2 separate regions of the Homo sapiens genome follow, and region 2 is linked to region 1. Evidence: read pairs that join two places in POLR2A ChIA-PET (ENCODE). Cell type or tissue: PC-3. All regions are shown on one strand. Links, peaks and the distances in the headings refer to the core of each region. The heading gives the core; the rest is flanking DNA. Region 1 overlaps SLC44A1 (solute carrier family 44 member 1). Region 2 has its middle 68 kb from the start of SLC44A1.

Region 1 (15,871 bases), core at 3,899-11,898:
GGAGAGGGGCTTGGGAGATATTTAACTCCTCAGTATCTCCATCAAGTCCCCATTCTTTGATAGGACAGTTAATCTTTTCATAATCTTCAATGCAGTGCTATGCAGAGGCATGTTCTTGTACCTCCTTCCAATCAGAGAACTGCGTGTGTCCCTCAATGCAGAAAATCTGGAACCACCATCAAGAACAAACTTATATACCTTTGAGAAAGGCTGAGAGAAAAAAAAAAAAGCCGTATGTATTAGGTATCACTATTCTCTTTACAGGTGAAAAAGCTGATTCATAAAGGTTAAAGGTCTAAGATTATTTAGCTAGTAAGCAAATGAGTTGGAATTAGAACACAGGTCTTATATTATTTTCTTTCCTCTATTTTTTAGGTATCCCAAATTCCACTTAAGGTTGATGAATGGCCTACTGGTCAGTTGAAAAAATTCAATTTGTGTAGCATTGTCTAGCACAAATGCTGAAAGTAGGTCTCCTCATCTGCTAAGGGATATAAGCAAATTCAAAGCCTCTGGCCTTTCTTGTGACACATGCATGAAAGTAGGTAATAAAAAGAAAAGTAAATATTATTTTATGCCACAGTAAGTATAATGTTAAAATAATTTCAGTACGTTTAATTTTCTTTCATATATATATATATATGTATGTATATATAATTTTTTTTTTCTTCCTTGAGATGAAGTCTTGCTCTGTCACCCAGGCTGGAATGTAGTGGCGCGATCTTGGCTCACTGCAACCTCCGCCTCCCAGGTTCAAGCAATTCTCCTGCCTCAGCCTCCCTAGTAGCTGGGATTACAGGTGCCCACCAGTACACCTGGCTAATTTTTGTGTTTTTAGTAGAGACAGGGTTTTGTCATGTTGGCCAGGCTCATCTCGAACTCCCGACCTCGGGTGATCCACCTGCTTCGGCCTCCCAAAGTGCTAGGATTACAGGCATGGGCCACTGCGCCCAGCCCGATAATTTTTATTACAGTAAGTTTGATTAGAGTATGAGTGACCAAAATCTATTTCTAAAACATAGAGTTATTGGTGAATTAGAAGGGGGTGGATGTTATTCCTTATTGTCAACATGGTTCATGTAGACTGTGGAGATGAATGGATTACATTTGGCTTTTATTAATGCTTACAAGCTGTATTTTTCCTTTTTTGCTTTTTTCTAGTTCTTATTGAACAGGATTGATTTGAAAAATTCACATGTAAACTCAGGATGCTGGGCTCTTATATCATTTCATGGTGGATGATTTGTGTAAAATTGCAACTGAGTGAATTTCATTCAAGCAGTAGGAATCTTGAAGATGTGAGTCCATTACTAGCAAATGTTATGTTCTGAGTATATTGTCTGAGTTTTTTTTTTTACCTGCAGTCACAGAGCAGTGACAGTTCATACCATTGTACATAGCCGTATCATACTTCATTAAGCAGTTTTGTATTGCTCTAAAATCACTGTTTTTGCTTTTTTCCTCAACAATATGTGTCTGAGTTTTTTTTCTCTTAGTAGGATTAATAATAATCTACTTTCCCTGGCTGTGATGCTCTTTAGAGATCAAACAGCATTTCTAAGTTGCAAGGAATCTTCCACCCTGTTGTCTTCTGCTTTTACACACCCACACAGTCACATGTTAATGAATGTGATAGTTCTGTAGGTTATTATTTCTTTATGCATATAAATATGTTTCATGGTACTTAAAGACAGGGTAGGGTAGTAATACTGACACTGATGTTAGAGGGAAAAGTAGTGAATAAAGCCAATAAAAAAACCAGTAAAGGATATATCCATCTGTGAGGTTTTGCTTATGCTCATTATAGCAAACTCTTCATTCATTCACTAGATAAACCACTAATTCGCATTTTACCAGATGTTCCCCTTAAGCAATATGAAGCTACTCCTTTTCCGCTTTGATTCTATTTTGCAATATATCTTTTCTATCAGCATTAGATTCAAAGTTACCCCTGGACTGTGCCCTCAGTTTACTCATCTGGCCTTTGTCACTGAACAAGAATTGTACTCGTGGAGGTGTATTGGCCTTTTTGAATGAGCGTCTTCACTCCTGCCTCACTGCTTTTACTTATGATGTTCTTGTTTGGAATTTTTCTTCCTCCTATCTGAATCCTATCCTGATGAGCCAGTTCATATTCCCTCCTTTCAAGAAGCCTTCCTCTTCAGTCCACACTGACCACCTCCTTCTCTGAACACAGCATAAATTACCTTGGCTATTGTTAACTAAGTGTTTCATGTCACCTACCTATAGAAATATTGAATCTTTTAAAGCATAGGATGAGGACCTATCATTCTGATCATGAAACAAGTTCTTCTGCCCAGAATTTAATAACATATTGTTGAACAGTATGGGTAGAGTAAATAACAGTAACACAACTATGTATCCATTGTTTACTTATTTGCTATATGTAGTGGTATGTATTTTACATATACCGTGGTTAACCTCACAACTGTTACAGGTGAGGAAAATAAGGCACACATAGATAGGGTTAAGTGATTTGCCTGTGTCATGTAGTAGCTTCTTTTTAGTAGAGCCAGGAACTCTTAGTTATCTCATCCATTCCAATCTGTGAGTTTCTCAGGTGTTTCTATCTTTCATAACCTTGATCCTATTGAAAAGTAAGCACCTGTACTTTTAGAGCAATTATATAATTTGAAATCCACACATGTGGACCCATGTGAAGTTTAAATTCTTAACAATAATGATATAAAACAGTTCAATAGTATTATGATTTCAAATTTAATTTGAAGTCAGTTTGAAAAATAATAAATTTTTTTCTTCAGAAGTACAAAGTTAAAGGCTTGGAGCTAGTCTTGACAGGAGAGTAGTGTTTAAGAAACAACTATACAACCGTAGCATGTATTAGGGAGGCCTATCTCAATTTGTTGTAATGCTAGATTTACATCACAGATGGTAGCTTCAGCTTTGATTTTAGCTCTTTCATGGAAAATAATGTGTTTTACAGCATCAGGGATTGTAAACAAGTTCCAAAGTTGAGTGCATTTCAGAAGTTTTGGCATAGCTCTAAGCTTAGTAAATTCATCTTCAGAATGTCATGAATATTGAGTTTTTGTTGGTCATATTTTGCTTTCAGCTCTTGAATTTTGTTCATGAAAATGTGAGCCATGCAATGGGATAAATGCTTGGTAATTCAGGCCTGTCCCTGAGGGATCCACCTTGGAGGTAAACACAGACAATGAAAGTGTGATTCCTTATAAAATTTGTAACCTTCTTTTGAAATTGAGTTCTAGGAAATATTCTCAAAGTTTTAAATTTAGTGATTCTGTTGAGTTTGAGGATTGGTCAGCTTATGAAAAATGAATGCAGTCTCCTATTATTTGATCTACATGTCTGGTTTGAATCAGAGCACTTGTGTTTCCTTGATCATATCAGCAGTGCTACTGCTTTTTGCCCCCTGTAGTTTCAGTTTTGGTGTGTTCAGATGTCTTGTCACATCATGGAAGAACAATTTTTTTTTTTTTTTTTTGAGACGGAGTGCCGCTCTGTCGCTCAGGCTGGAGTGCAGTGGCGCGATCTCAGCTCACTGCAATCTCCGCCTCCTGGGTTCAAGCAATTCACTTGCCTCAGCCTCCCTAGTAGCGGGGATTACAGGTGCCTGCCACCATGCCCGGCTTATTTTTATATTTTTAGTAGAGACGGGGTTTCACCATGTTGGACCAGGTTGGTGTCAAACTCCTGGCCTCAGGTGATCCGCCCACCTCGGTCTCCCAAAGTGCTGGGATTACAGGTGTGAGCCTCCGTGCCTGCCTGGAAGAACAATCTTAGAGTCACCAGGGCGTCTGACAAGTTGAGCCACTCCAAGCCCTTTAATTCCAAGTGTCCTTGATCTGAGGAAGCAGCTTAATAAATCTCTTGAACAGGTTTTCACAGCCTAGCCATATGACTGCATTAAAATAAAGTCAACTTCTTTATACCTCTTCAAATATTTCTTGGATTTGTGAAGATTAAGGTGACTGAAGAGTCACAATCTCAATCTGTCACTGCTTTCATCATGTCATGCAGTGAACCTGATTCATTCATTCAGTAAGTAGTTTTTGAGATTTCTATGCCCTAGGAACTATTCTATGTACTGGGGATACAGCAAAGAACACCAAGCTTACTTATTTTTTAAGGGGACTAAACAGAGACACAGGTAAAATATACAGTATAGCAGATGAAGATATGTACTGTTTTGGAGAAAATTAAGTTAGGAAACGGGGATGGGGAGCCGTGTGTGTGTGTGTGTGTGTGTGTGTGTGTGTGTGTGTGTGTGTGTGTGTGTGTATGTGCCTGCAGTTTACAATAGGGTTGTCACGAAAAGCCTCACTGGGATGAGGGGGCAAACAAACTTGATATTTAAGAAAGGAACATTCCAGGCAGAAGGAATAGCAAGTGCAAAAGTCAGGAGGCAATCCTGAGAGCTCAGTAGCATCAAGAAAACCAGAGTGGTCTGAGAAGTGGAAGGAAGGGAACAGCAGGTCCAGGCTATTTTGTGCCCAAGCATCTAGGGTGTTGTTCCAAGCCATTATAAAAACTTGACTTTTGTTCTGCATGTGACAGGAAGATATTATGGGGTTTCGAGCAGAGGAGTAATAAGATCTGGCTTTCCAATCACGTTATTGAAACTAGTGTTGAGGGGACACGGGTGGAAGCAGATAGAAGGCTATTGCAGTAATAGAGGTGACAGATAATGGTGACTTGAACGAGAGTGGTAGCAGTGGAGAACTGATAGGACGTGGTCAGATTCTGGCCATATTTGGAAGACAGAGCCATCAGCATTTTCTGATGAACTGGATAGATGCTGTGAGAAAGTGGCAATAAGGTTTTCAGTCTGAACACCTGAAGGTGGAATTACTGTTTACTGAAGTAGGGAAGGCTGTTGGTGGAGCAGGTTGTGTAGAATATCAGGAGTTGGTAATAGATGTGTGTTGTGGATGAGACAATGGAACGTGAGTGTGGTCAGCCTCATCTCTTGAATACACTTCAGAAATTTGCACAACCCTCTCTTTACTGCAGTTACTCCATTCATGATAATGATTTAAACTTTTCAGTGTCTAAATCAAGTGTCTTAGATTCCCTGATGGCAGGTACTCGTGCCTGTTAGCTAACTGGGTTTCAAAGAAAATCTCAAATCTCAAGCAGGCCACACTCTGGTAAGCAGGTAGCACAAGATCCAGTGGTTCTATGGGGAGCCAAATGTTTCTGCTGCCACACCATATAGGTGAACCTGGAAAAAACAAGCAAACAAAAACAGAATAAAATGGAAGCCTCAACAATAATTGAAAAATACAATAAACAACCCATGTTTGCAAAATCAGGCACTGAAAACAATAGGGCTGATGGGAGTTGGGACGGACCAACTAAAACTGAGGAACTTTGTAAACCAAGTAGCCTAATAGGGCTTGGTCCTTCCCATGTAACCAAGTAGTGCATGGGAAGTACTCAAAAAATGTTAGTGGCAGTTCTGTTGTTGACACAAGAGTACTAAAAAACAAAATAAAACAAGAGCCAGCACAGTCAACTCTAACTGGTACTTGTTTCCAGTATCACAGTCAGAAAATTCTGTGTAGCTGTAAACCCTGGGGCTCATGCTTTCTTCTTTGGGAAATAGGTGTTAGAGGGTATTTTGCTTCCAATAGAGACCATTTGGATAAAAATTGAAAAGCTGATCCAGCATATAGCCTTCTTAATCCATTGTTTCAATACAGGGAGGAATGTATTTGCAGCCTTCTTTTTTTTTTTTTAAGACAGGGTCTCACTCTGTCACCCAGACTGGAGTGCAGTGGCGCTGTCTCCACTCACTGCAACCTCTGCCTCCCAGGCTCAAGCGATTCTCCTGCCTCAGCCTCCTGAGTAGGTGGGATTACAGGTGTGCCACTACCGCCTGGCTAATTTTTTTTTCTTTTTCTATTTATTTATTTATTTATTTATGAGATGTAGTCTCGCTCTGTCACCCAGACTGGAGTGCAGTGGTGCGGTCTTGGCTCACTGCAAACTCCGCCTCCCGGGTTCACACCATTCTCCTGCCTCAGCCTCCCGAGTAGCTGGGACTACGGGCGCCCGCCACCACGCCCGGTTAATTTTTTGTATTTTTAGTAGAGATGGGGTTTCATCATGTTGACCAGGAGGGTCTCGATCTCTTGACCTCGTGATCCACCCGCCTCGGCCTCCCGAAGTGCTGGGATTACAGGCGTGAGCCACCGCGCCTGGCCTTTTTGAATTTTTAGTAGAGACTGGGTTTCACTATGTTGGCCAGGCTGGTCTCGAACTCCTGACCTCAAATGATGTACCCGCTTCGGCCTCCCAAAGTCCTGGGATTACAGGCATGAGCCACCATGCCTGGCTGTATTTGCAGCTTTCTCATCTGCATTTGCAGCTTTGCCAGATAACTTAGAAGGAAAGTATAGTGGTTTTTGAAGCCACTGAATCAGCTACCACATATGCTAAAGTAAGTCACTTCTGTAGACTTTCAGCTTTTTTTTCCGCCTTTAAGGTCATCTTATATTGCCAAGGCTTTCTCTTTAATCATGAGAAAACTTGTCTATGCTTGAAAACATTATTATGCTGAGAAAAATTGCATGTGAGCCAATGTGACTTCACCATTATGCCAACAGCATTCATCTGTTGCCAGTCAGATATGAGGTAATGCTTGTCAAAGAAACTGCAGCAGAACAAACTGTGCTGCTGACCTAGGACTCCTTAGATTTGCCCTTCAACCCGGGAACCAAACTCAGATCTACCTCCTTATTGATAGTCTAGGATTTTTCAGTTTAAAATAGGTATTCCCCGGGAGGCGGAGCTTGCAGTGAGCTGAGATCGCACCACTGCACTCCAGCCTGGGCGACAAAGCAAGACTCAAAAAAAAAAAAAAAGGTATTCAGTAAGAACAACTTTAAGTTATTTTAATAATATGCTCAAAAAACATTTGAAAAAGCTCAACATCTATTTTTTTTAAGCCATTTTAAAACTAGGAAAAGAAAACTTTTTTTTTTTTTTTTTTGAGACGGAGTCTGACTCTGTTGCCCAGGCTGGGGTGCAATGGCACAATTTCGGCTCACTGCAACCTCCGCCTCCCGGGTTCAGCTGATTCTCCTGCCTCAGCCTCCCGAGTAGCTGGGACTACAGCTGCACACCACCATGCCCAGCTCATTTTTGTATTTTTAGTAGAGACGGGGTTTCACCATGTTGGCCAGGATGGTCTCAATCTCTTGACCTCGTGAGCCGCCCGCCTCGGCCTCCCAAAGTGCTGGGATTACAGGCGTGAGCCACTGCGCCTGGCCGAGAAAACTGTATCTTTAATAAGATCCACTGTCTTAAACCAACAAGTCAGTCTTGTACTCGACAGTGATACAGTAGGGCATCTTCAGTTTACATCAGGAATATATAAACCTTCTATCACCATTAACATTGTTCTAGAAGTTCTAACTCGTGCAATAATCCACCATACCAAAGTAAGTATAATGATCTGAGAGGAGATAAAATACAAAAAAAAGAAAATCAACTAAAAATTACAAGTGCTGTATTTGGTAAGTATACAAAAATCAGTATCTTTCTCAAGTGTTAGCAATAACCAGTTAGAAACATGTAGCATAAAAAAATCCCATTTATCAAAGCGTCAGCAAATATAAAATTAGAAATAACCCTAACAAATATGTCCAGTTGAAATGAAGAAAACTATAAAACTTTTCTTGAGGTTTTTAAAATAAATAAATGAACTAGAGGGACATACATTGTTTCTGAATACAAAAACTAGAATATTGAGATGTCACTGTTCCAATTAAATTTAACGTGATTTGAGTAAAATTGACAAAATGATTTACAAAATGATTCTAAGCAAGAAGCATAAAGGGAGGACTAATATCAAAATTAAAAAATAGTGGTCAACACTGTGTTGCAGTTTAGCAATAATGGTCATGAGTTGAGGTATTGGAGGTAGAGTATAGGATTCCAGGTCTAGCTCTGATTTATCAGCCACATGACTATGGCCCAGGTACCTAATGTCTTCAAGGATAACTTTACTCACCTGTAAAGTGTAGGATTAAATGAGATAAAGAGTTGAGCAAATTGCTGGTGCTTGGGAAGTACTCAAAAAGATGTTAGTTGCTATTTTGTTGTTGACCAAAAGTTAATGGAAGGTAATAGTCTACACATAGACCATAGTATAAATAAGAATTTATTATTTGTTAAATTAGCTGTTCTGAATTAACAGTATTACTCACACTATACGTCAAAATAAATTCCATGAAACCATAAACAGGTATTAATAGAAGAAAACAGTATTAAATAGCTGAAGAGCTTTAAAGTGTTGAGACAAGGTCTAAAGTCAAGTTGATTTGGCTGTACAAAAATTTGTTTCCACAAAAAGAAAAACAAATTGGGTAACAAACTGAGGCACAAGTAGTGTTGTATTGGTGTTTAACAACCAGCTCTCCAAGTGAAGAAAAAAAATCCAGATTTGCTACATTTGCTGATTTCCATGGTGTATATACTCCCACTATGACTAATTTTAAGCTACCGATGTAAAGTCCATGAGCAGAAGTTAGGAAGAAATGTTCAAGGTTGTCTCTCATGAGCTGGTGTGAGTCAATGTGAGATCACTGCAGCACACAAATGGCACAGACATGGCAGGACATGCTGAGAAACCCTCTTAAGATCACCCAGCCCACCGAGGTGAACCTGTGACTCCCAGGCCAGAGCACATTCCTTTTTGTAGTTGCCTTCCCCAGGAAGCATAAGATAGACATAACAGAGCAAAAAATTCACTGTTGTCATGGAGAGCACCTTGAGGGAGCTGGACCTGTAGATGCTCTCAGTAGAGAAATCCCTGTAGGGTGGCTGGGGCGTACCCTGGGAGCAGCCTCTTTGGGAACAAAGTCATACAATGACTGAAGATTAAGGAGAGGGGTGTTGCTAGGCAAATGCTCTGGACCAGAACAGAGATGTTCCTCTGGTGCCTTCTTTTCTTTCCGAAACCTATGATATTCTTGGCAGTGGCACATGTGTTTTACTCTCTTCCTTGATAAGGTGCTTATAGTCTTTCTCTTTGTTTTTTTACTATCTTTTTGATATTATTTAATTATTGCCTATAATAGTTTTCATAAATGTGGTCACCAGAAAGATGAGTCATGGAGGCAGTGGTAGTATATGAATGCATGAAGGGTTGTGTCTAGGAGTGACGACTAAGGTGATATCTTGTTGTAAAGGATGTGTCTGATACGGGCCAGGCAGACATGATATCGTCTGGAAGGGAGGTTTGAAGGTATAGAGGCTTGGGGTCCTTTGCCATGTTTGTTGACATAGGGCTTCCATCAGGGGCTTGCACTTTTTATTCTACAGTGGATGACTACTAGCTGGTCATTTCGTAACCCAGGCTTACATGTGCCATCTTAAAATGGGTTGTTCCTTTGTGATTGCATCTGTAGTTCTAATAGAAGATCAGCTTATTCTTGGGTGGACTTTGTGGAAAGAAGCAGGATTTAACTGGCTTTCAGAGAAATGAAGACTTTGTGAATTTGGGAGCCATATTGTTTAAGTTGTATAGTTATTTGAAGCCTGTGACTGAGAATCATTACTTAGGGCAGTACAGAAAGAACCAATTGACATGGAGTGGGATGGGGTACAGAGACTGAGGAGAGAAGAAAATAGTTACTTTTGTGGGATTAACACAGATTAATTTTACACTGTGAGAAAAGTAGCTGTAACAGACACATAGAAGACTGGCTGGTGGGCAAGATAAATTGCCGTAATTGTATACAAACCAGTGCAGGTCTGTCTGAGCTTGGGACCTGGCTTTACAAGTGGGATGTCTTAATGACTCATTGGGTGTGGAGGTTTATAGATACATGTGTTTTTAGAGCATTTACTTATTCAAGTTAGGCTTATTAGCATTCATTTTTCTTGGTTGCTTTTTTTTTTTTTAAGAACAAATTTAGTATCTCTCATTTGTAGAGCTATTAATTTGATGGTTCACTGTTCCCCCTCACTTATTTGAGTGTGTCTAATCTAATCACTTTTGATCTTTAGCTGGCTTTCCTTAACTCAGCTTCTGGTGTGCCCATATGTTTTCTTGTGAATGTTTGCTGATCATGGAATCATTGAATGTCAAAGTTGGAAAGGACTGCAATAGTCTTCTGATCAGACTGTCAATTTGATGTTTGAGTCCTCTGTGTTATTTCCTTCTCTACTTGCTTCTTAATAATAGATTGGGTCTTGATTTTTTTTTTCTTTTTTTGAGATGGAGTCTTGCTCTGTCAGCCAGGCTGGAGTGCAGTGGTGCAATCTCGGCTCACTGCAACCACCGCCTCCTGGGTTCAACCAATTCTCCTGCCTCAGCCTCCTGAGTAGCTAGGATTACAGGCGTGCGCCACCATGCCCGGCTAATTTTTGTATTTTTAGTAGAGACGGGGTTTCACCATGTTGGCCAGGCTGGTCTTGAACTCTGACCTCGTGATCCACCCCCCTTGGCCTCCCAAAGTGCTGGGATTACAGGCGTGAGCCACTGCGCCTGGCACGTCTTGATTTTTTAATAGTTGGAATTTGCCAAGAAGGAGGATTTGGGGGTTTTGTGACGATATATCATCTTCATATACAGCAGTCACTTGGAGATAACCCATTGGTCATACTTAGGGGTAGCTGAAGGTCAGCTGGTTATCTGATGCTGAAATGTCAGTGCACATTCAGTGGCCCGTGCTGCAGGATACTTCAACCTTTAATTTTAAACCTTGGGCCACAGATGGGAGTTTAGTTGGACTTTGGACCCAAATTGTAAGGCCAGGTTAAACTCAGCACTCTCATGCTCCTAGGACTTCCTCCATGGTTCTGATCTATTTCCGGGCATGGAGCGGGTGCTGAAGGTTGGTTGATTGTGGAGAAACAACCTTGTTTTATCCAAAGATAGTAAGGCAAGCCTGCAGATCTAAGAGCTGCTTATTTGTAAATTATACTGAAATGCTAGGAGAAGTTCTCTGGAAACGGTCTAAATTGTAGTTCTTTAATATTTTCTGCTTGTAGAATTTGAATGGGAAGTACTTGGTGTGGTTTAGGTTTTACCAAGGAAGGCCAGCTGATAGCTGTGAAGAGGCGCTCTGCTAAGTGTCATTGACCTTAGAATCCACAAAGCTCTGGGGCTTTGGAGACTTAGAACTTTATTTTGCTAGATTTAAAGTGTACTCTTCTCTTAACGTAGAATTCATGTAAAACTACATCATAAGACACACCTATCAACCCAGCAGGCTAATTTATTCAAGAATCAACTGACAGGCAGACCAGAAATTTTTTGTCAGTTTGGTAAGTGTGAAAGTAAAGCCAAATTATTATTATTTAAGAACTATTACATTTATTCTTAATAGAAAAGTAGTATGGTTATTTTTTAAAAATCCAATCCCAATATGTGCGAGTCCTTTCTCATTCCACCTTATGAGATAACAAATGTTAGCAGCTTAGTCTGTATATATTCTTCCCAAGTGTCTGTAATTGCAATAAGCTCCATTGCTCTATTGCTTTATTTTTCTGTAGTTCTCTAGTTATGTTTTGCACTCCACTTGTCAACCTGTGGAAGGCAAGAGCACAGTCAGAAGGTTGCCTGATGACATGGAATCAGATGAAGGGAAGGGGAGTAGGCTGGATGACCCATGGTGCAGCCTCAGTTCAGTAGCCTGAATTGTCTATTCAGCAGTAAAAGCACGTCTGCATGAGAAGCTAGGTGCCAGAGTTCACTCTTCTAGGACCCTTTCCCCAACACAGTTTGGAAGGACAGTATCAAGGTTTATCTGTCACACTTTTATTTTTCACTATAACTACCCAGGTACAAATCCTGGCACCTAATAGGTGCTAAGTAAATAGTAGTATGTGTCTACCTGCCCTATCCATTTCCTATTTTCTGACAAATACAGTCTTTTTTTTTTTTTTTTTTTAAGAGATAGGGTCTCACTTTGTTGCCCAGGCTGGTCTTGAACTCTGAGCTCAAGCAATCCTCCCACATCAGCCTCCCAAAGTGCTGGGATTATAGGCATGAGCCACTGCACCCGGTCCTGACAAGTACAATCTTTCTGTAGCTGTGTTTATACTGCAGTCTGGTTTTGCCTTGTCACGTGAGTCCTTTGATCTCTATAAGATGATTTTTCTAATTCAGATCTATTTTATGTTATATTTTAGTTGTCTGCAACATTATTTACCCTCTTCCCTTGTGTTGCCTACAGAGGGATTGAAAGTCAGCACCTTATCTAGTAATTCTAGTAACTTCTGATTTCTCAGAAACATGATTTTGTTCATCAAATTTCATTATTACCCAAGTCTTTACCTTAAAGACCTTCCACTTTCATCTCGTATATCTGATGCGGTAGCTATATGAAAAGTGTTCATATGGAGTCTGTCATGAAGTCAGCAGAACTCTGCAGGTGAAGTGGCCAATGTGGACCCTTTGAAGTGTTTTAATGTGATTTCTTTTATACATATAACAAATTTATTGAGATATAATTCATATACCATACAAAATGATTTTTAGTATGTTCATAGAGTTGAATAGCCACCGCCACAATCAGTTTTAGAACATTTTTATCACCTCAAAAGAAACCCCATACCCATTAGCAGTCATTCCCCATTTCCTCTCAACTCCCACTTTCTGTCTCTATAGATTTGCCTATTCTGGGTATTTCATATACATTGAATTATATAATATATGGGCTTTGTGCCTGGTTTCTTTCACTTAGAATGTTTTCAAGGTTCATTCATGTTGTAGCATGTGTGTATCATTACTTCATTCCTTTTTATTGCAAAATTATATTCTATGGCATGGATGTACCATATTGTGTTTAATCACTCATCAGTTGATGGGCATTGTATGTGATTTTTTTAATAGCAAAGTAGCACTTTAAGTATTATTGTTTTTGAAATACAATCAAGTGTTTTACAGAATTTAGGTGGAAGTTACAGATGGCTAGGAGGAAACAACAGTTTGTTTCTGCCTGTTAAATATCACTGCAGGTGTTTTCTTCAAATATCAAGAGTAATATTTGGACATTTGGAAATTACCTTTGAAATCAAAAGACAAAATATGTTAATAACATGCTATTCTTGGTTATGACCTATAATTTTCCTGTAAGAAAAAGTTAACCATGTAAAAAAAAATAATTTACCCACTGTCTCACGCGTCCATGTGAAGAGACCACCAAACAGGCTTTGTGTGAGCAACAAGGCTGTTTATTTCACCTGGGTGCAGGCGGGCTGAGTCCGAAAAGAGTCAGCAAAGGGTGGTAGATTATCATTAGTTCTTATAGGTTTTGGGATAGGTGGTGGAATTAGGAGCAACGTTTTGCGGGCAGTGGGTGGATCTCACAAAGTACATTCTCAAGGGTGGGGAGAATTACAAAGAACCTTTTTAAGGGTGGGGAAGATTACAGAGTACATTGATCAGTTAGGGTGGGGCAGAAACAAATTACAGTGGTGGAATGTCATCAGTTAAGGCTATTGTCACTTCTTTTGTGGATCTTCAGTTGCTTCAGGTGATCTGGATGTATACGTGCAGGTCACAGGGGATATGATGGCTTAGCTTGGGCTCAGAGGCCTGACACCCATCTGGCCAACATGATGAAACCCCGTCTCTATTAAAAATACAAAAATTACACAGACATGGTGGCATGTGCCCGTGGTCCCAGCTACTTGGGAGGCTGAGATGGGAGAATCACTTGAACCTGGGAGGTGGAGGTTGCGGTGAGCCGAGATTGCGCCACTGCACTCCAGCCTGGGCGACAGAGTGAGACCCTGTCTCAAAAAAAATTTTTTATTTTAGATAAATTAAGCTGTAGAATGTACTGCGGTATTTTTACTGCAATTCTTACGCCTCTCATTTTCCTCTTTTCCCTCCTTTTTTCCACATAGTTCATTCCACAGTGTCTACACAGGATATGCTAACCACAGTAAACAGAGCGCAGCAAAGTGTCATGGGTCCTGGCCCAACTGTCTGGTTCACATTCCTGCTGTAGTACGTACTGACCATTTGAGTTGGGCATATTACTTAACCCCCTTTGTCTCAGTTTCCTCATCAGTAAAATGGGAATAATAACAACATCAACTTCATAACACTTGTTCTGAAGAATAAATGAGTTAATACAGGCAAAATGGCACATGGAATATGCTCAATAATATTAGCTAAAATCTGTCTCTTTGTATGGTATTATGATTTAGTGTTACACAGTCACTTTAAGTACTTGTATAAAACATCATTTTGGTAATAGTCTTAATTTTGATTGATCTATAATCTTTTTCTACCTTAATACGTGCAGCTTTTCCTATAATTTCGCCAACCCTCAATTACGAACTCAAATGGGTTGTGTTATAAAAGGGAGGACAACCAGGCACAGTGGCCCATGCCTGTAATCCCAGCACTTTGAGAGGCCAGGGCAGGAGGATCACTTAAGGCCAGGAGTTTGAGACCAGCCTGGGCAACATAAACGAGACCCCATCTCTACAAAAAATAACAATATCAGCCAGGTATAGCAGTGCATGCCTGTAGTCCTAACTACTCAGGAGGCTAAGGTGGGAGGATTACTTGAGCCCAGAAGTTTGAGGCTGCAGTGAGCTATGATCCTGTCACTGCGTTGCAGCCTGGGTGACAAAACAGGATTCTCTCTTTAAAAAATAAATAAAATAAAATATGAAAGGGAGGACAGAAAGGGTAGAACCCAGAGACAAGGAAGGTAAATTAGCAAGAGAACAGCAGAAAGGTGAAAGTAAAGTAGCTGAATCTCTTAAGCTCCAAGCACCCTTCCTTTTATATGATAAGTTATTTATTGAATGAATGGATTTTTAAGTTTGGTTGATTACAGGTTTCAGAATTGAAGTTTCCTTCAACTTCCTTTAAAACTTTAAGACCTCACAGTCTGTATGTTTATCAAAACATCATGTTGTACACCTTAGATATATATACTTTTTACTACTCAATTATACCTCAGTAAAGCTAGGTGGAAAATTTAAGCTATAAAAAAGGCATTTCAGTTTTTCTCATTGTATTGTCATTTGAAAGTTACTATTAATTTGTTTCTTACACAATTGTCTATAAAACTGTGTACTCATTCGTTGCTTCTGGTTGTATTTCCCTTACAACTAGTTTTTCAGTTTTCAAACACACATTTTATAATATGTACAGTATGGGAACAACTTAAAGATGTTTGAGATGAATATTTGTGGGAACTCACTTTTTTTAATGCTTCATAGGGAAGATTTTCCTGTATCCCACTAGGAAAGGACATAACAATGATTTAGGGCTTAGTCCTAGGAACTTAAAATCATTTATCCTGAAAACAATGCATGCTATAGAGTAGTTGTCCTTACCTTGCAGGTGGGGAGGTCAGTTCAGCTGATCATCTACTGTTTAGAAGACTAGCTAGAATTCAAGCCCAGGTTTGTGTTCCTTTCCCTCTCCATACCTGTTTACCTCTCTAAATTGCCAGTTTTCCTGCATTCTTCAGGAGAAATCTTGCTCCTACCTGGGTCATTCTCAGCATACAGCTTTCTAAGGAAATTTGAAGTGTTCTAATCTCCCATCAATAAGTGTTAGGTTAAATGACTTAAACATTTTCTGGTGGTTTTGATATATAGGTGATATAATGAGGAAGTAGAAAAAGCATAATCTGGATAAATGGGAGCATATATTATATATAATGTATGTTATTTCTTTCATAATTAAATAGCATTAATGGAAATCAGAATGGGAAAAATGCATTATAAATCAAATTACTTAAAAATTGCATCATCCCTTTCTAATGCTTACATATTTGCATATTCTCCTTTGCATATTTGTATAATCAGAGCATAGATGCAATTTCAAACCATGTTTCTAACACAACTGTTTATTATAATCATTTTTATATGTTAC
Region 2 (15,871 bases), core at 3,900-11,899, 100 kb before region 1:
TGAAGTCTGCGGCAGCAGCTGTATCCCCAGCTGTCTGAAATGCCTCCACCAGGTTTGGCAACAGCTGTCTTAGCTTGACATCTCACTGGGCTTCTGTCAGAGCCCCACCTTAGGGAATGACAAGTTTAATAAAGAAAAATCCAACCTTCCCCCTGAACTCCTAGTTTTGCAGATGCAACTGACATCCGACAGGCTTGGAGGCCCTCACTGCAGGGAATGGTGTGACCCCAGCCTCCCAGCTCATAGATTATATGTTTGGCAGCTTTCTCTGCAATTGGTTGGCAACATTTGTGCCTTCTCCAGATCCTACTCCCTAGTCTCAATACTAATTTAGATGCAGTTCAAACAAACACTGAGTATTTCATATGTGCCAGGCACTGGGGATATATAAAAAGATGAGTAACACATCATTTCTGCCTCAGGGACACCCAAAGTCCTACAGAAGAGTTAGAAACTTTATATTGCCAGTATGTCTGTGGAGACAATACCATTACCATGGCAAATGGGCCCCTTTTGAACAGAGAAATTCTAAGGAGATTGCTCAAAAAGTTAAATACGGACTGGGTGCGGTGGCTCATGCCTGTAATCCCAGCACTTTGTGAGGCCAAGGTGGGCGGATCACGAGGTCAGGAGTTCAAGACCAGTCTGACCAACAGGGCGAAATCCCATCTCTACCAAAAATACAAAAAAATAGCTGGTCATGGTGCCGCGTGCCTGTGATCCCAACTACTTGGGAGGCTGAGGCACAAGAATCATTTGAACCCAAGAGGCGGAGGTTGCACTGAGCTAAGACCACACCACTGCACTCCAGCCTGGACTACAGAGTGAGACTCTGTCGCCAAAAAAAAAAAAAAAAAAAAGTTAAATACCATGTTGACAATTTCCTCTGGGAGGAACAAATTCAAATGCCATCAAGAATCTCAGAAGGGCAAGAGCTGTGGAAGGGGCACTTCGAAATCTCAAACAATAAACACCTTTGTTCATGGGTACATAGGTGTTTGTTATTTGAGAACTAGAACCTCATTTTTTATCCTACAAAACAAGACAGTGGTCAGCATGTCAAAGGCCACATGAAAGCATGATATGTTAGGGGACAAAAAAGCAAAGCCACATTATTTGGAGGACAGGGTACACAGAGGACAATGTCAGGAGGTGAGATTAGAAAAAAGGGTGGTGAAAGGGCTGGGTACAGTGGCTCATGCCTGTAATCCCAGCACTTTGGGAGGCCAAGGTGGGCGGATCACAAGGTCAGGAGTTCAAGACCAGCCTGGCCAATATGGTGAAACCTCATCTCTACTAAAAATAGAAAAAAAAAAAGCTGGGCGTGTTGGCACATGCCTGTAATCCCAGCTACTTGAGAGGCTGAGGCAGGAGAATTGCTTGAACCCGGGAGGTGGAGGTTGCAGTGAGCCAAGATCGCGCCACTGCACTCTAGCCTAGGTGACAGAGCGAGACTCCGTCTCAAAAAGAAAAAAAAAAAGGAAAGAAAGAAAAAGGAAAAAAAGGTGTGAAGAGGTTTCAATGTCATGCCAAAATGTTTAGAATATATCCTGAATGGAACCATAGAAGATTTATAAGTTGGAGCTGGGGTTAACATGTTTTGATAATGTGATTTAGAAAAGTGATGCTACTACTTAGCAGAGGAAACAGCCATTAGAGAATAGTCAGAGGGAATATTAAAATGTCCCAAGTGAGAGACGATGAGGGTCTTAATCAAGGGGGTGGAAATGGAAACAGGGGAAGGATTGGAAAGACCATTCAGAAGTGGAATAGTCAGCTCTGGGTAAGGAGAGGTGTACAATATCTAGTTATGTGGCAGGGTACTAGAGAAGGTATGAAAGAATCCAGAAAAAGAAGTGGAGAGGGAGAAGGTTCGAGAAGAAGTTGTGAAGTTTGGCTGGGGCTGGACATGCTCAGTGTGAAGGGTTTACAGACCTCCAAGTGAAGATCCTTAGTGGACAGACAGAAAGGATAGCCCAGGAAAATGGAGTGGGCTTACAGATTAAGCCATAGGAGTGAATGAGACCACTCAGGAAGGCAGCATAGAGAGAAAGAAGATGGTGAAGAACAAGGCCAACCCTCAGGAACACTGACATTTAAGAGCCAGACCAGGAGTCAAAAACTGGAAATGGAGAGCAGTCACAAGAGATAAAAGAACTAGGAGACAGCAATGGCAGATTGGCAAGAGTGAGCAATAGCAGCAAATGCTGCCAAGAGATTACAGAAGATTAGAAGTACGATGGAATCTCTAGATTCCTCTGGAATTTGAAAGGTCATTAGATTTAGAGAGAAAAAAAAAAACAGTAGGGGAATAGATCAAATAAGAGTGGCAAAATGTCCATCATTGTTGAAGCTGGATCACAGGTACATAGGTGTTTGTTATAATGCTGTCTCTACTTGTGCATATGTTTGAAATTTTTTCCAAATAACAAGTTGAAATTCTAAAAACTAACACATAAAAAAGATAAAATAAGATCTCATGACCAGCTTCTAAGATAAGGGTTTCAGTTTAAATAGCAAATGGGAAACAAATGGGGGTAGGGGCAGTTGGTCTCAAGTGTAGTATTTTGAACTTTTGCTGACAATGTGACATGGCTGTGGGGCTGGACTGGGCCCAGTGCTTGTATCATTCATTCAGTGTCAGTACAGGAAACAGCTGACACTCAAATTAGGATGGTTCCCTGAGGGCTTAGTAAAGGAAGTATTTATGGAGTAGAAGCAGAGTGTAGAGAAAGCACAAGGAGTCCTGCAGGGATGCCTGTGCTGGTAGCAGCGGATGTCACCAGCTTTCTCTCATGCTCTTGGTGGAATGCAGCCATGCGCATGTATTTCTCATGGGCATACAGGTTGAATGGCGGTCAGCTGGGGGCTCTGTTTCAAGCTGGTGTCTCCACCTGGGCTTGGCTCCTCTTTGTCGATCAAGCTCTGGGCTACTCCACATGTGTTCATTCTGGGCCCCAGACTAAAGAGGCAGCAGTTGCCCAGGGGAAGCTCTTCCTGTGAAGATGACAGGCACAAAAACAAAACAAAACAAAACAACCCCCATGCAATGGCTTTCCTCTTAATGCTAAGGCTTTTCCTAAAGGCTTAGGCTTGAAACTGGCGCAGATGGTTGGGTGTACCCACATCTCATGGGCCAAAGCTAGTCATAAAACCAAGCCCAAACGCAAGGGGCAATATATCCCTCCTTTTTGGCGGGGAGTAACTACAAAGTCACATTCAGGCAAAGAGCATGGAAACCAGGAGGGGTGAAGAATTAAGTCCAATAATTCATCTGCAGCACACTCTGAAAGCAAGGGAGGGAAGCCCGTAATAGAATCCAGAAAGTCATGAGAAGACCCCTTGAGAGAAGGCCTGACCTTCCATCTGGAAGAATGTGAAGAAATCCCACAGGGAGGATGCTAGGGGAATACATGTCCTGACTCCCTCAGGTCTTCTCTCCGGCTGCTCACTCCCCAAACCCAGCCAGAAGCCAAAAAGCAAAGAAGCCCTTTGATCCTTAAAGGTCAGGCTCCCGGGACAGGTAGCAGCCTGGAGAACAGCAAGAGTGAGTCTGTAGAGCCAAAAAGAGGATACAGGCCCACGCACACAGTTCATAGTAAGCAGATGAGCTGGGACATGAATTCTGGCAGTTTGCTCAGAATCCACGCTCTTGATGACTATAACGTAACATCCTCCTTTCTAATCCCTGCTTGGGGGTCCCACTTCAATTTTTTTTTCTTTTTCTTTTTTTGTTTTTTTGAGACAGAGTCTTACTCTGATGCCCAGGCTGGAGCTCAATCTTGGCTCATGGCAACCTCCACCTCCCAGGTTCAAGCAATTCTCATGCCTCAGCCTCCTGAATAGCTGGGACTACAGGCAAGCGCCACCACACCTGGCTAATTTTTATATTTTTAGTAGAGGTGGGGTTTCGCCATGTTTTGGCCAGGCTGTTCTTGAACTCCTGGCCTCAAGTGATCTGCTTGCCTCGGCTTCCCAAAGTGCTGGGATTACAGGCGTCAGCCACTGCGCCCGGCCCCACTTAAATTTTTTGTGGCCTAATAAAGCAGGTGAGCCCTGATTTTAGGCTCTGGACATACAAAACTTAGAATTTAGTTTCAGGGGCTCATTCTCTCCACCCCATAGAAAGTATTCTTTGCTTATAAAAGAACTTACTGCTACTAGAGCAGGACCAAGTGAGGGTGGTGTACAGGCTAATAGCAGAGACTCAGTGTGTGAACAAAACCCTCACCTCCCTCCAGGTCCAGCCCAGGAAAATGGGGAACCTGTGGGATCAGAAGTTGCAGATGATCCTACAGGTGGCCTGGACCGCTACCTGGGCTTCTGATCCAGGGGGAAGGGCAGTGCACCAAGAGAGAGGCTTTTCCGCCCACAAGAGACACAGCTGGAGGTGGAAACAGGCAATTAAGACTGATTGTCTGACTCAGCAATCAAATTAGGCTGTGACAGCTATTGATAGTCAAGAGGAGGCAGGTTGCCTGTGGGAGTTGAGAACAGGCAATCAGTGCAGATTGACGCTTGAGAGGATCTGGGAGCAGATTGTGTCCGAGGGCTCTGGGGAGCCACCTCCCAAAAGGGAACACTTTGCTGAGACCCACCAACACTCTCCTGGTAGGCTATAAGGAAGCTCTCAATGTTTGTGCTGATTGTGTTTCTTGGAGACAAATTAATGGCAAATGAAGCCAAAGTAATAATAATTAGCAGCATTTTTTTTAAAGCAGTAAGTTGTTCTTTTATGAGCAAAAAATCCTTTCTTTGCTTATAAGCATGGAAAGGATGAGCCCCTCAAACTAAATTCTAAGTTTTGTATGTCCAGAACCTAAAAGAAGGACTCTCTTTATTAGGCCACAAAAAATTGAAGTAGGACCCCAAGCAGGCAATAGAAAGGAGGATGTTGCATTATAGTTGTCAAGAGCGTGGATTCTGAGCAAACTGCCAGAATTCACATCCCAGCTCAGCTGCTTGCTGTGAACTGTGTGCGTGAGTTCAGGCAAGCTACGTGCCAATGTGTCCTTAGTTTCTGCATTTGTAAAATGGAAGCAATACCATACAGCCTAGAGTTGTGGATTTAATGAGTTAATAGATGTGAGCACTTAGTAGTGTTGTACACATAATGATATTCGAAGGTTAGTTCTTATTATTGGCCCCAGTAAGCAGACTCAGGGACAATCCCCTGTCCCACATTCAGGCAGCATCCCTACCTTCTACCACTGCACCCTGTGTCACAGTTGGGAGCCTGGGAAGAGAGCGGTCCAGCCCTCTACCTGAGCCTAACTTTCAACTTGATCTTACCCCAGCACTGAATACAACTGAGACAGGATTGCTCTCATCACCTAAGGCTAGAATCCGGGGGAAATTTCCTTTCTCAGTGAGTGCCCTGACCATTCCATCCACCATTGACTCAAGTTGATGAGAACAATTAAAGGAAGAGGTGCTAGCTGCAGAAGGAAATCAGTAGTTTAATGAAAGGCAAAACAAGCCTACTAGAAAGACCAGTCCAAACCAAAAGAAGGAATTGACAAAGGCAGCTTAGCTTCTTACCATGGTGCTTCAGGAGTTATTGAGTCCCCCGTCTCCCTGAAGTTTCTGTCCCTGGGTGGTGTCTCTCTCTTCCTTCACTTTTTTTTTGTTTGTTTTTTTGAGCAGATTCTCACTCTGTCGTCCAGGCTGGAATGCAGTGACGCGATCTCAGCTCACTACAACCTCCGCCTCCCAGGTTCAAACGATTCTCCTGCCTCAGCCTCCTGAGTAGCTAGGACTACAGGCCTGCACCACCACGCCTGGCTAATTTTTATACTTTCAGTAGACATGGGGGTTCATCACGTTGGCCAGACTGCTCTCGAACTCCTGAGCTCAAGTGATCCACCCACCTTGGCCTCCCAAAGTACTGGGATTACAGGCGTGAGCCACCGTGCCTGGCCTCTTCCTTTACTTCTTTTCTTTCCCTCTCCCTCTCGCTCTCACTTCTTTCTTTCTCCTTCACTTTCCCTCTATCCTTTCTCCCTCAGCTTCCTCACTCTCTTTTTAAAACCTGCTTTATGACAGTTTTTACATGTGTTTTGCCCTTGGTTGTCTGTGGATCCATAGCTCTCAGTACAAATACAAGGGTTTTTTTTTTTTTTGCCTTTCAGTTAGGACAGCTGGGATCTATTTCACTAGCTCCATCACTAATCCCCTGTATAATGGTCAGCAATAATAACAGCAAACACATGTTACAGTCAATGCACATCACTGTGGCCAGGTGCGGTGGCTCACTCCTGTAGTCTCAGTGGGTGGATCACCTGAGGTCAGGAGTTCAAGACCAGCCTGGCCAACATGGCAAAAGCCCATCTCTACTAAAAATACAACAATTAGCTGGGTGTAGTGGCATGCACCTGTAATCCCAGCTACTCGGGAGGCTGAGGCAGGAGATTCACTTGATCCTGGGAGGCGGAGTTTCCAGTGAGCCGATATTACTCCATTGCACTCCAGCCTGGGCAACAAGACTCTGTCTCAGAAAAAAAAAATGTGCATCACTGCATCACTCGCCCTTCTAAGTTCTTTATGTGTAATAATAACTCAGTTGTCAGGACATCCCACAAGGGGGTCTTTTATTATCATTATCATCACCTGTAGTAAACCAGATGACTATTCACCAAATACTTTGGGTTCCCTTCTTCAGAATTCTTGCTGGTAGGAGGTTTAAACCATCTCCACCCTGTCGAACAGAGGAGTGACCCCATGACTTTCTTTGGCCAATAAAAGTCATAAAGGGTGATGTGACACTTCCAAACAAGAAGGATTAAAAATCAGTGAGTGCTTGGCCGTGTTCTCCTTTCCTATGCCACGATGACTGGCAGTGTCCCAGCTAGTGGTGGCTCTGTCTGAGGATGAAGAATGCTTGGAATGGGCTGGATGCGGTGGCTCACACCTGTAATCCCAGCAATTTGGAAGGCTGAGGCAGGCAGATCACCTGAGGTCAGGAGTTCAAGACCAGCCTGGTCAACATGGTGAAACCCCATCTCTACTAAAAATACAAAAATTAGCTAGGCTTGGTGGCAGGTGCCTGTAATCCCAGCTACTTGAGAGGCTGAGGCAGGAGAATCGCTTGAACCTGGGAGGCAGAGGTTGCAGTGAGCCGAGACCATGCCATTGCACTCCAGCCTAGGCAACAAGAGCGAAACTCCATTTCAAAAAAAAAAAAAAAAGAAAGCTTGGTATGGAGCCATGGCCAACTCATGAAGCACAGAAAGTATGAACAAGAGATAAATGTTTGTTATCTGTCTTGGAGATTTCTGGAATTGTCTGTTACCACAGCATAACCTAGCCTATCCTGACTGATAAATCCTCATTTTCAGGTAAGGAAACTGAAACACATTTAGAGCATGTCTTGCAGTCTGGCTCCAAAGTCTGAGCTCCTAAATACTACTCTATTTTACTTCTATGAGCCTCAATTTCTGGTTTATGAAGCGAGGTGATCTGTATCCTAGTTGAGAGTGACAAATGTTGTTTCTTTCAGTCTTGTCTATTTGATTCTCACTCAGTCCATTTCCTGCTTCTTTTTTTTTTTTTTTTTTTTTTTTTTGAGTTTTAAACATTGCCAGCATGTTTCTTTTACCGCTGATGGCTGTAAAGGGAACTAGATGGCAACATTTGTTTAGGACCAGGGACTCCTACTACCATTGTTGCCAGCTCAGGACACCTTAGGAAAGAATTCCTAAACCTCCTCTTCTCCCCACCAGGTCTCCTAACTTTGGCATTCTTGGAAGGATGATAATAATTGCTTTCATTTATTAAGTAGCTGCTATGCTGCAACAACTACACGAACATTGTTTCTAATTCTTAAAGCCACACTATAAAGTAGGTATTATTCTCATTCTTTTTGATGAGGAAACTGAGGCCCAATAACACTAAATAACATGTCTAAGGGCTGGCCGCGGTGGCTCATGCCTGTAATCCCAGCACTTTGGGAGGCCAAGGTGGGTGGATCACCTGAGATCAGGAATTCAATGCCAGCCTGACCAATGTGGTGAAACCCTATCTCTACCAAAAATACAAAAATTAGCCAGGTGTGGTTGTGGGTGCCGGTAATCCCAGCTACTTGGGAGGCTGAGGCAAGAGAATCGCTTGAACCCAGGAGGCAGAGGTTGCAGTGAGCTGAGAGCATGCCATTTCACTCCAACCTGGGCCACAAGAGCAAAACTCCATCTCAAAAATAAATAAATAATAAAATAACATGTCTAAGGTCAAATACCTAGTACATTTAGACTCCTGATTCCCTTTCAGAGCCATCTGACACATAAGTTCTTTCCACCAGGCTGCTTGTCGTAGAAACCATCACTCCAGGTGATCTTCTGGTACATTCCCTTTTATTATTTGTGACCTCAGAGGTATCCGAGTCTTTCAGTATATTCTATGTTAAATAATATTTAAAATGCCCCAGGAGACACAAAGAAGAGTCTTCTGAAGAAGGAAGTAGAGGGACGGTTAGCTGAATCTAGGCAAATTCCTAAGAAAGTCTTAATGTAGCAACAACAAAAAACAGAGAGGCTTAAGAAATAAAGTGAAATAGACTAAGCAGTTTGATGTAGGTATTTAAATAAGGCTGAGCACAGTGCTGAGGAGTCTGATTTGAAGCTTTCTGAGCTCTCAACCAGAAATTAATGAAGCAAACCTCCAAGGGACACATCCCAATTAGACCTATTTTCCAGATGATCGACTAGGACCCCAAAGTCTGATTCCTGTCCCTGGTACTCATCTTGGAACAAAATTATCCCTGTTGAGAAGCTATGCACCAAATACCGCTTGCACAAATAACTGCCTGATTTTTACAACAGGTCTGTGTCTTAGGACTTCTTGGCTGCCACCTTAGGATAATGAGCTCATTGGTCATTGCTGTGTTTCAATAAATATTTTTTTCCTGATAATGAGCCAATTTATAATTTAAAGCCAGACATTGTCAGGCCTGGGATCTTTTATAAAAAATGTATCATCATAATTGTTGTTATTTGGTATTGCCATCTGGGTCTCATTTCACAAAATAAAAGGCTTTCTTGTGCTTCTGGAAGCCACTTCTTCCGGGATAGTGTGTCCTCAAAACACCCCCTCACAGCATGGCCTTACGAATAGCGAGTTGTTCATGCAGCCTCCTCCAAACACTTTCTCCTTCGTGATCCCATTTTTAACAAAACCCCCAAATGATAATACCCCCTTATTCAGGCAGCTGCCATTTATAGAGTGCCTGCAATATGCCGGGCCTAATGCCAGATGCTGTGGAGAATGCAAAGCCGTAGAAGACACAGCCTGGCCCTCAACACTCAGTCTGAAAGGCATTAAATAAAAATTCGTACAATTGCGCGATGTTAAAATTTGGAAGCCACGTTAGGATATTTTGCTTTATTGAGGAAAATTAAGGTTCTATCACTCCATCAAGCCTCATTTTACCCCACCATCAAGGAACAGGATGTTGATATAAATCAATCAAATTTAGTATTTCTTGGCCGTGGCTCAAGCCTGTAATCCCAGCACCTTGGGAGGCCAAGGCAGGTGGATTACCTGAGGTCAGAAGTTTGAGACCAACCTGACCAACATGGTGAAACCCCACTTCTACTAAAAATATAAAAAAATTAGCCAGGTGTGGTGGTGGGCACCTGTAATCCCAGCTACTTGGGAGACTGAAGCAGGAGAATTGCTTGAACTCAGGAGGCGGAAGTTGCAGTGAGCCAAGATCGCACCACTGTACCCCAGCCTGGGTGACAGAGCGAGACTCCATCTCAATCAATCAATCAATCCATTGATCAGATTTAGTATTTCTTGGACCACTCTGCCAGGAAGTGGTGCTTTGGGTGTGAGAAGAAAAGAAGCTAAAGTTCTATAGCCCTCTGAAAGTTCTCTGTGGCCCCTCTCAGATACCTCTTTTGCTGTTATCTCTTCACAGTCTTCTCTTTCTTCTTAGACTAGGGAGAGAGAGGCATGGAGCTACCTCCCCACTGGGAATGATCTTCTGTTTCCTTCAGTGGAAACAAAGTGAAGCCTGGGGAGAAGCCACCAGGTCGACATAGGCTGGCAAAATGCTCTCTTGCAATTTCATAGGAGGTGACATTGGGGTATGACATGGTAAGAAAAATACCCAAAACATTAGTTCAAGAGAGTACAACCTGTCCTTTATTTATTTATTTATTTAGAGACAGGGTCTCCCTCTATCCTTCAGGCTGAAGTGAGGTGGTGAGATCATAACTCACTGAATCTTTGTCCTCCTGGGCTCAAGTGATCCTCCCACCTCAACTTCCCAAAGTCCTGGGATTACAGGCATAAGCCACCACACCAGGCCTCTTTTTTATTTGTTTTTTAAGGCAGGGTCTCGTTCTGTCACTCAGGCTAGAGTACAGCGGCACAATCAGCTCACTGCAGCCTCAAACTCCTTCACTCAAGGGATCCTCCTGCCTCAGCCCCCAGAGTAGCTGGGATTACAGGCTGGAGCCACAGCACCTCGCCCTCAAGCTGTCCTTTCGTGACCCACTGAACCATTCATTGTTGAAAAGGCTCATCCAAGAATTATGTAACATGCAATGAGACAGTATCCTCTATGACTTTGCTATTTACTATTAATTAAGGTTGAGAATCATCAGTGATGTTGCATGTTAATTTGTAGATTTTTGATTAGCAGAGAAGCAAATGATTTCTGAAAAGTAGAAACTCCCAAAGGTTGTAGTGTATTGCCCTATAGGATATTAACAATGTATCTAGCCCAGTGACCTTACTCTGATGTTCTTTTTTAAAATTGCCTTCAAATAGCCCATTCCTCAAATAGGCTTGTCAACTTGCTGTGCCATGATGCCCAAATATTTGGGCAAATATTATTCTGGATGTTTCCATGAGGGTGTTCTTAGGTGAGATGAATATTTAAATCGGTGAACTTTGAGCAAAGCAGATTACTTTCCATAACGTGGGTGGGCCTCATCCAGTCAGTTAAAGGTCTGAATAAAACAAAAGACTGACGTCTCCCGAACAAGAGGGAATTCTATCAGTAGATGGTCTTCAGACTTAATCTGCAACATCGGCTCTTCCCTGAGTCTCCAGCCTGGCAATTTATCCTACAGGTTTTGGACTTGCCAACCTCCATAATTGCATGGGCCGATTTCTTAAAATAAATCTCTCTATCTCTTTCTCTGTTTACATCCTAGTGGTTCTGTCTGTCTAGAAAACCCTGACTAGTACACTATCTTACTGGTTCCTTCACTAATTAATGAGTTAAATAACACCTTTAATACATGTTTATTCTGTTGTTTTATACAAGTCATATTTTTATTTCACTTTTGAAATTTATAATTTAACAGAGGGTAGAGGCTGATCTAGTGATAATAGAGGATTCCTTTGTGCTGGCCTTGTCCTCTGGCAGTTATCTCCCCTGGGAACCTCAAGGAGGGGAGGCTGAGGCACAAAAGGATGCTGGTGCATGCAATCTTAGATCTTAGCCAAATACTACTTCCTGACATCTCACTGAGAGCACAAGCCACATATTGTAAGAAGCAGAACTTTGAAATAAAATTATATACAACAAAATAAATAAAGTAGTATTGGACTTTCATCCAAAATATAGAATAAATATCCATACATTAGGCTGGGTGCGGTGGATCACGCCTATAATCCCAGCACTTTGGGACACCGAGGTGGGTGGATCACCTGAGGTCAGGAGTTCGAGACCAGCCTGACCAACATGGTGAAACCCTGTCTCTATAAAAATACAAAAATTAGCCAGGCACGGTGGTGCATGCCTGTGATCCCAGCTACTTGGGAGGCTGAGGCACGAGAATGACTTAAACCTGGGAAATGGACGTTGAAGTGAGCCAAGATCGCGCCACTGCACTCCAGCTTGGGCAATAGAGTGAGACTCTGTCTCAATAAATAAATAAATACATATCCATATGTTCATACTGATAGAAATAAATGATTGAAAAATAAATGGGAGAAGGTTCAAATCTGTGCAGAAGTCCCAATAATTTATGTAGATACTCCACCCTTAAGGAAGTGGAGCATAACTCCCAATTCTTTCAGCACAGACTTTACATAGTAACTTTCTGCCGACAAGTAGAGTATGAAAACAGGGAAGATAAAGAGGAAGTTGACGGTAGGCAAACCTGACAAGCACTAACTCAGCCAGGCAATCAAGGTTAACATCAACAGTGACAGTATGTACCCTTGACATGATATAATGAAAATGGCATTTTTAACTCTGGTTTTCCTCTCAAAAACACATAGCCCCAGTTTACTCATGAAAAAAACATTAGGCAAATGCCAGCAGAGGGACATTCTACAAAATACCTGACCAATACTCCTCGAGATATTCAAGGTCATCAAAAGTAAGGAAAGTCCTCTCCAGAGGAACGCAGGGAGACACTCTGACTAAATGTAATACAGTATCCTGGATAAGATCCTAGAATAGAAAAAAAAGGACATTAGGAAAAAACAGAGGAAATTTGAATGAAGTATGGATTTTTGCCAACAATAATTTATCACTATGGGTTTATTAATTGTGACAAATACACCACACTAATGGCAGATGTTAATAAAGGAGAAACTAGATGAGGGGTATATGGGAACTCTCTGTACTATCTTCATATTTTTTTTTAAACAAGCAGTCAAATGAAACTGAAGAGGAAATATATTCTATTTTGCCTGGAAAAATATCTCCTTCGCACCTTCTTGAAACACTTGTTAGCAGTGCCAGGTACAGGGCCCACCCAGAACAAAGCTGAATAAATGTAATTTCAACACAGTTTCTAAAATACAGCTCTTAGTGCCCTCCCAGTTTCTGAGGTTCTTGGCCTACTAAGAACCAGGGGTGGCGTGCAAAGATGTAGCTGGTCTTGCCTGTGCTTGCAGAGCAGAGTAAAGCCTAAGTGAGGTATATATGGGATCCGTCCTCACTTAGAATATACCTGAGGGAGACTTTGAGGGGTGATCTGCCAAGGATACTGAGCCAAGCTTCTTCCCAGGAGCTCCTGTTTGAATGAAATGTTAAATAGCACAGACAGGGCCCAGAGTTAGTGGGGTGTAGCTTGCTGGGCAGAACTGGGTTACTCCCTGGCGTGCCTCCCTGATCCATGGATGAGGCAGTGGGAGGATGTCCCTCCTAAGCAGTCCCTTTTTATTAAAAAGAAAAAAAAACTTTTAGGTTTAGGCGTACGCATGAAGGTTGGTTACATAGGTGAACTCATGTCATGGAGGTTTGTTGTACACACTATTGCATCACCCGGGTATTAAGCCCAGTACCCAGTAGTTATCTTTTCTGCTCCTCTCCCTTCTCCCACCATCCACCCTCAAGTAGAGCCCAGTGTCTGTTGTTCCCTTCTTTGTGTTCATAAGTTCTCATCATTTAACTCCCACTTATAAGTGAGAACATGAAGCATTGCTTTTCTGTTTCTGTGTTAGCTTGCTGAGGGTAATAGCCTCCAGCTCCATCCATGTTCCCATAAAAGATAGGATCTCATCCCTTTTTATGGCTGCATAGTAGTCCATGGTGTATATGTATCACGTTTTCTTTATTCAATCTGTCATTGATGAGCATTTAGTTGATTCCATGTCTTTGCTATTGTGAATAGTGCTGCAATGAACATTCAGGTGTATGTGTCTTTATGGTAGAATGATTTATGTTTCTCTGGGTGTATACCTGATACATGCCTGGTAGGTGGAGGTTGCAGTGAGCCAAGATCGTGCCACTGCACTCCAGCCTGGGCAACAGAGCAAGACTCTGTCTATAAATAAATAAATATCCATACATTCATACTGATAGATATTCCAAATAATGGAGTTATCCATTATTTGGAATTATCCATTATTTGGAATTTCTATCAGTATGAATGTATGGATATTTATTTATTTATTTATAATGGGATTGCTGGATTGAACAATAGTTCTGCTTTTAGCTCTTTGAGAAATTGCCATACTGCTTTCCACAATGGTTGAACTAATTTACACTCTCACCAACAGTGTATAAGTGTTCCCTTTTCTCTGCAACCTCTCCCCATCTGTTGTTTTTTGACTTTTTAATGATAGCCATTCTGACTAGAGTGAGATGGTATCTCATGGTGGTTTTGGTTTGCATTTCTCTAATGATCTATGATATTGAGCTTTTTTTCATATGCTTGTTTGCCACATTTACGTCTTCTTTTGAAAAGTGTTTGTTCATGTCCTTTGCCCACTTTTTAACGGGTTTGTTTGTTTTTCTCTCGTAAGTTTAAGTTCCTTATAGATGTGGATGTTAGACCTTTCTCAAATGCATAGTTTGCAAATATTTTCTCCCATTCTGTAGGTTGTCTGTTTACTGTGTTAATACTTTCTTTTGCTGTACAGAAGCTCTTTAGTTTAACTAGATCCTATTTGTCAATTTTTGGCCTGGTGCAGTGGCTCACACCTGTAATTCCAGCACTTTGGGAGGCCAAGGTGGATGGATCACTTGAGGCCAGGAGTTTGAGAACAGTCTAGCCAACGTGGTAAAATGCTGTCCCTACTAAAAATACAAAAATTAGCCAAGCATGGTGGTGCACGCCTGTAGTCCCAGCTACTCAGGAGGCTGAGGCACGAGAATCACTTGAACCTGCGAGGCAAAGGTTGCAGGGAGCTGAGATCTTGCCACTGTACTTCAGCCTGGATGACAGAGCAAGACCCTGTCTCAAAAAAGCAAACAAACAAACAAAAAATGCTTTTGTTCCAATTGCTTTTGGTGTCTTCTTCATGAAATCTTTGCCCATGCCTATGTCCAGGATGGTATTGCCCAGGTTGTCACCCAGGTTTTTTATAGTTTTGGGTTTTACATTTAAGTCATTAGTTCATCTTGAGTTGATTTGTATATATGGTGTAAGGAAGGGATCTAGCTACAATCTTCTGCACATGGCTAGCCAGTTATCAGAGCACCATTTATTTAACAGGGAGTCTTTCTCCATTGCTTGTTTTGTCAGCTTTGTTGAAGATCAGATGATAGTAGGTGTGTGGTCTTATTTCTGGGCTCTCTATTCCATTTGATTGGTCTATGTGCCTGTTTTTGTACCAGTACCATCCTATTTTGGTTACTGTAGCCCTGTAGTATAGTTTGAAGTTAGGTAATGTGATGCCTCTAGCTTTGTCTTTTTGCTTAAGATTACCTTGCCTATTTGGGCTCTTTTTTGGTTCCATATGAATTTTAAAATAGTTTTTTCTAATTCTATGAAGAATGTCATTGGTAGTTTCATAGGAATATCATTTATTATGTAAATTGCTTTGGGCAGTATGGCCATTTTAATGATATTGATTCTTCCTATCCATGAGCATGGACTGTTTTTCCATTTATTTGTGTCATCTCTGATTTCTTTGAGCAGTGCTTTATAATTCTCATTGTAGAGATCTTTCACCTCCCTGGTTAGCTGTATTCCTAGGCATTTTATTCTTTTTGTGGCAATTGTGAATGGGATTGCCTTTCTGCTTTGGCTCTCAGTTTGGCTGTTGTTGGTGTATCAGAATGTCAGTGAATTTTTGGACATTGAGTTTGTATACTGAAACTTGCTGAAGTTGTTTATCTGCTGAAGGAGTTGATAAACAGCTCTCTTTTGGGCCGAGACTGTGAGTTTTTTGAGATATAGGATCACGTTGTCTGCAAACAGAGATCATTTGACTTCCTCTCTTCCTGTTTGAATGCCCTTTATTTCTTTCTCTTGCTTGATTGCTCTTGCTAGAACTTCTAATACTATGTTGAATAGGAGTGGTGAGAGAAGGCTTGTGCTGGCTTCAAGAGGAATGCTTCCAGCTTTTGCCGATTCAGTACGATGTTGGCTGTGGGTTTGTCATAGATGGCTCTTATTATTTTGAGGTATGTTTCTTCAATACCTCGTACATTAAGAGTTTTTTAACATGAAAAGTG

The links. Peaks named below come from ENCODE experiments on the same cell type or tissue, not always from the same donor. Only the 100,000 strongest peaks of a DNase experiment are listed, where the experiment ranks them.
Region 2: POLR2A ChIA-PET joins it to region 1 with 14 read pairs; 3 of 35 experiments call an interaction of 5 or more read pairs at or near these places.

What each region holds. Positions count from the first base shown.
Region 1 is chr9:105,272,336-105,288,206 of GRCh38, forward strand. All of the region lies in intron 1 of SLC44A1 (solute carrier family 44 member 1), which reads left to right. Among named protein-coding and RNA genes, the nearest start is that of SLC44A1, 36 kb to the left of the region's middle. RefSeq lists a silencer at 4,439-4,639. In PC-3, for the core only: no CTCF peak of the experiment used is centred there; no DNase peak of the experiment used is centred there; H3K27ac peaks cover 339 bases.
Region 2 is chr9:105,169,079-105,184,949 of GRCh38, forward strand. No RefSeq gene overlaps it. Among named protein-coding and RNA genes, the nearest start is that of SLC44A1, 68 kb to the right of the region's middle. RefSeq lists an enhancer at 4,170-4,758. In PC-3, for the core only: no CTCF peak of the experiment used is centred there; no DNase peak of the experiment used is centred there.